2 separate regions of the Homo sapiens genome follow, and region 1 is linked to region 2. A link is an interaction called in ENCODE POLR2A ChIA-PET data of the cell type or tissue named here. Cell type or tissue: K562. All regions are shown on one strand.

The links. ChIA-PET counts read pairs that join two places held together with the same protein. Peaks named below come from ENCODE experiments on the same cell type or tissue, not always from the same donor. Only the 100,000 strongest peaks of a DNase experiment are listed, where the experiment ranks them.
Region 1: POLR2A ChIA-PET joins it to region 2 with 5 read pairs; 4 of 35 experiments call an interaction of 5 or more read pairs at or near these places.

Annotation. Positions count from the first base shown.
Region 1 is chr1:155,675,746-155,678,245 of GRCh38, forward strand. It overlaps YY1AP1 (YY1 associated protein 1), which reads right to left. Exons shown (of 11, transcript NM_139119.3): 5 at 803-1,001. Among named protein-coding and RNA genes, the nearest start is that of YY1AP1, 12 kb to the right of the region's middle. In K562, no CTCF peak of the experiment used is centred here; no DNase peak of the experiment used is centred here.
Region 2 is chr1:155,608,987-155,611,486 of GRCh38, forward strand. MSTO1 (misato mitochondrial distribution and morphology regulator 1) reads left to right here and starts at 1,232. Exons shown (of 14, transcript NM_018116.4): 1 at 1,232-1,346; 2 at 1,439-1,574; 3 at 2,053-2,122; 4 at 2,230-2,305. The coding sequence starts at 1,263. LOC105371452 (a long non-coding RNA gene) reads right to left here. Exons shown (of 2, transcript XR_922171.2): 2 at 623-906. RefSeq lists enhancers at 219-1,093, 1,094-1,968. In K562, no CTCF peak of the experiment used is centred here; a DNase peak (open chromatin) is centred at 1,114; H3K4me3 peaks cover 1,302 bases.

The DNA of each region.
Region 1 (2,500 bases), 67 kb after region 2:
CTGCACCCAGCCACCAGAGAGTCATTAACTAAGATGTTTGCAACTTTATGACACAAATTTTGCTTTCTGCAAAGAGTGTGAGAACAACGTAGGATCTTGGCATAAATTTCTCAGACATGTTCCCTTGAACAAAATGACAGAACCAGAGGAAGTTTAACCTCTAAACAGAGGAGGAACTGAGATTAGAAAAGGAAAAGGCCGGGCGCAGTGACTCACGCGTGTAATCCCAGCACTCTGGGAGGCCGAGGCGGGTGGATCACGAGGTTAGGAGATCGAGACCATCCTGGCTAACACAGTGAACCCTGTCTCTACTAAAAATACAAAAAATTAGCTGGGTGTGGTGGCGAGTCCCTGTAGTCACAGCTACTCGGGAGGCTGAGGCAGGAGAATGGCGTGAACCCGGGAGGCAGAGCTTGCAGTGAGCTGAGATTGAGCCACTGCACTCCAGCCTGGGTGACAGAGCGAGACTACGTCTCAAAAAAAAAAGAAAAAAGAAAAGGGAAAAGGGAAAAAAAACTACTTGTCACAGTGAAGGTTAAATTTCAGAATAGATTACTGAGGACTCTTTGAAATCTGTAATTCCGAATACCATTAGGGTCCTTATGTGCTGTCTTCCCTGAGCCACAGGACATGAACATGATGACTTCTCAAGCTCCTAACTGATGTGAAGATACTACGGTTTTAATACGTAGTAAGGTAACTATCTCTGACATTTACAAAGCTGCTAATTTTAGATTATACCAAAGCCTCAGAGTTAGGCCTTGGTATAATTCAATATTAATATGACCAAGGAAAGTGTTACCTGCTGCATCTGCTGCTGGAGTCTCTTCCTTTGTGCTGGGTCCAGAATCAGGGTCTGATGAACTTCCTTACACTGGGGTTTAACCTTCTCTACCTCCTTCTGCTGTTTGGCTGAAGGTTTCTTCATCTTCAGCTGTTCAAATAGTTCCTTCGCTATCTGATGTTGTTCATTTAGTAGGTTGGCCAGTAGTTCCTCAAACCTATCCCAAACGGGGATGACTGAATTTGAGTGTTTTCCTAGGTCCACAACACATCCAATTCTTTGCAATGATGAGCAAAGAGCCTGAACAATTTTCATTCCCTACTAATCCCCCCTTTTCACTTTAGCCAACAGTCAAACTCCCAGCCTTACACAAATCTTTTCCCAAAGTAGTTAGCATGCATCAAATGATTCTGTATTACACCCCATCCCATTCCTCTACAATTCCTCTTCCAAATAATATACAAATGAAGAAAAAATTAAACAAAAAACTAGGGACAGAGAAATATATGGGTAAGAAAGCAGCCAAGGAGCTGGTGGGAACTCATCATTCTCATTTCTTCTCTCATTACTTGTTACTCCCTGGGATGTTACTCCCATCCCAGGTCCAGCTTGTCCCATTATCCTATCTACTCAGGCTGCACTGCCCTGCTTTCTTAACAAGTCAAAGACTTTCTAGCATGAAGCAGGAAAAGGATATACCAAAATAACTGAAGTACATGGTAGTTCAAATGAACAGAACGGAGAAGTTAGTTAAAATATTATCCATGAAGGCTATCTTCTTTTAGCCCTTTAAATTCCTCTTCCAAGGTTCCTAACCCTAACTTCCCATCCATACCCTCCTGAAAGATTGTTTGCAGGGCTGAAGCAAAAATTCCAATACCTAGCATGTCAGTTCTATGTATGATTACTATACCTTTTCTATGTTTACATAGAAAGAAATAAAGGGAGAATAATATACCTAAATGATTAAGCATATGCTGATACCCTATGCAACAGGATAAGATCTGCTGAAGTAGCTATAACAAGCAGGTTATCATATTTCAAGGAACCCCCTATATTACAGCAATAGTTAAATGGTAACGTTTTTCAATAGTTTTTGCAGATAAAGATTACGTTTGAATAAGTTTTCTTTTATAGTATTTACTGTAGGTTTGGGTAGCACAGAGTAAAAACCTGAAGACCGTGGGACTGTCTATACAATCTTTACTGAGAACTGAAAATTTGAACATCCGCGCTACCACCACTGAAGGAACAGAAGAGAAGAAGCATAAAAAAGTAGAAAATGGAAACATAGCCTGCACTTAGTTTTAACAAGGATTATTTAGGTAATTGATAAGGGAAGCCCCAGAGTTTTTGTTTTGACTGTCTTTTTCTCCTCTCTCTTCCTTATTGTGTTTTAAGATGTGCTTACTCTCTATGGACTTACAGAGGGATTTTTATTTAGTCAAAGATTAAAACAAAAACAGGTTTGTATTTGCAATCGAAAGAGAAGCAGAAGCTGCCCAAGTACAGTCATGCGCCACAGAATGTTTCAGTCAATAACGAACCACATAGTCAGAGGTGGCTCCATAAGATTACTGTACCTTTTCTATGTTTACATACATATGTACTTACCATTGTGTTACAACTGCCTACAGTATTCAGTACAGTACAGTAACACACTGTACAGGTTTTGTAGCCTGGGAGCAATAGGTATGCAGTAGGCTAAACCATTTA
Region 2 (2,500 bases):
CTACATGTTTTGTATTTTTAGTAGAGACCGGGGTTTCATCATGTTAGCCAGGCTGGTCTCAACCTCCTGACCTCAGTTGATCCTCCTGCCTCGGCCTCCCAAAGTGTTGGGATTACAGGCGTAAACTACCGCACCCGGCCCTTGCCTTGTTTCTAAATACACACAAGAATGTTAATCATAGCACCTAATAGCCCAAAAATTGGAAACAATCCCAAAAGCTATTATCAGCAGTATATATATATATATATATATATATATTTTTTTTTTTTTTTTTTTTGAGACAGAGTCTCGCTCTGTCGCCCAGGATGGAGTGCATTGGCGTGATCTCGGCTCACTGCAAGCTCCGCCTCCCGGGTTCACGCCATTCGCCTGCCTCAGCCTCCCGAGTAGCTGGGACTACAGGCGCCCGCCACCACGCCCAGCTAATTTTTTTTTGTATTTTTAGTAGAGATGGGGTTTCACCGTGTTAGCCAGGATGGTCTCGATCTCTTGACCTCGTGATCTGCCCGCCTCAGCCTCCCAAAGTGCTGGGATTACAGGCGTGAACCACCGCGCCCAGCCTATTCTTTCTTTAGAATAGATCAGTGGTGGCGTATTCATACAATGGACTATTCCGCAGTGATGAAAATGAATTATAGATATTTGCAAAAATATGAATTACATAAACCATATTGAGCAAAAGACGCCAACAGATACATACTCTCTTTACATAAGGTGTTAGATACACAGAGATAGATAAATACGTGTAAATGATAGAGATATGATAGCTAAGCCAGTCCACAGGTTATTAGTCGTGGTCCACGTGACTTCTGAAGAGATGAAGGGGCATGGGAGGCTTTAGGGGAGCTTCCGCTTTTCTGGCAAGGTTTTCTTTTTGCCCGGGGAGCTATCAGCCAGCGGAGAGATCTGTGAGAAGGGATAAGACCTCAAGACAAGTAGGAAGCAGAGCCTTCCACGGCCCGCGCCCTGGCGGCCCCAAGTCAGCGGCGGAGACGGCGCCCACCCCGCTCCAACGTGGAGCAGGAGCAACGGCGTGGCCCGTGGAGCCCCGCCCCTCACAGGCAACCACAGAGAAGCCGGACTGGGCCACGTCTAGGAAGAGGTAGGAAGGGATCGGCGCATCGTTTCTCCAATGGGAAAGGATGTGTTTGCGGGCCAATAAGTAGCCGAGAATAACACCCGCCCACGCGCCTGCCAAGCCAATCGGCTAGGAGCAGCGAGCGGCGCGGCTGAGGCGCGGCGGCCCCGTGGAGCAGCGCAGTATGGCGGGCGGGGCCCGGGAGGTGCTCACACTGCAGTTGGGACATTTTGCCGGTTTCGTGGGCGCGCACTGGTGGAACCAGCAGGTGAGGTCAGCCGGCAGCTGCCCCCGAGGAGCCCTTCGGGATCTACAGTCCCGACGTTCAGCCGGCCTGCCTCGTCCTCTCTGCTTCCCCAGGATGCTGCGCTGGGCCGAGCGACCGATTCCAAGGAGCCCCCGGGAGAGCTGTGCCCCGACGTCCTGTATCGTACGGGCCGGACGCTGCACGGCCAGGAGACCTACACGCCGCGACTCATCCTCATGGATCTGAAGGGTGAGGTGGTGGCAGAGTTAGCCGATGCCCCTTATTTCCCTTCCGCGTGCCTAGTCCTTGCGCTGCCGTTATCTTCAAGACCCTCCCACCTTACCGAGCTCCAGGACCGGAGATGAGGAGCTGAGCACAACATGCCAACACTCGAGGGGCCCACGACAGTTGCTCAAGAGCCATTTCGGGAATAGGCTGCTAGGCCCTGGAGACAGTGAGGACTTGAACTGCAGCACTCCTGTCAGACCCCTGGATGTGGTTCCCCCCGCGTCCCACAGCTAATGACTAAGCTGGGAACCGAAAGATGGAATCTAGATTCTCCTAAGCCAAGGTTTTTCCCCCAACTAGTGTATATCCCAGAAAGCTTGGAAGAGCCAAGTGCTGGAGAGATGGTGACAGCAGGTTGTCAGGTGATCAGAGGAAGGTTAGCTAGAGGGGAAGGGTGCCCAGGCTTTGACCTAACATTGTCTCTGTTATTTCTGTACAGGTAGTTTGAGCTCCCTAAAAGAGGAAGGTGGACTCTACAGGGACAAACAGTTGGATGCTGCAATAGCATGGTGTGTAACTGATGTATGGATAAGGGTGGGGATCGTGTATGTACGCAGAACGCTGGATAACTCTGATCAGAGTGCAGTTTCTTTGATCAATCTCCAAACTCTTTCAGGCAGGGGAAGCTCACCACACACAAAGAGGAACTCTATCCCAAGAACCCTTATCTCCAAGACTTTCTGAGTGCAGAGGTGAGGGCCTCTGTCCTGAACTTTTTAACCCGGTGCCACAACCCGAGGGTCTCCATAGGGGCAGGTAAACGGGGATTTTAATCATTTTAAGTGTCTTAGAATGATATTTTGGGAAAAAGCACTCCTTTTCCTAAGGACTGCGACTCGGTGAACAGAAAGGAGGCTATGCGGTGTGGCCAGCCAACTCAAGGAGGA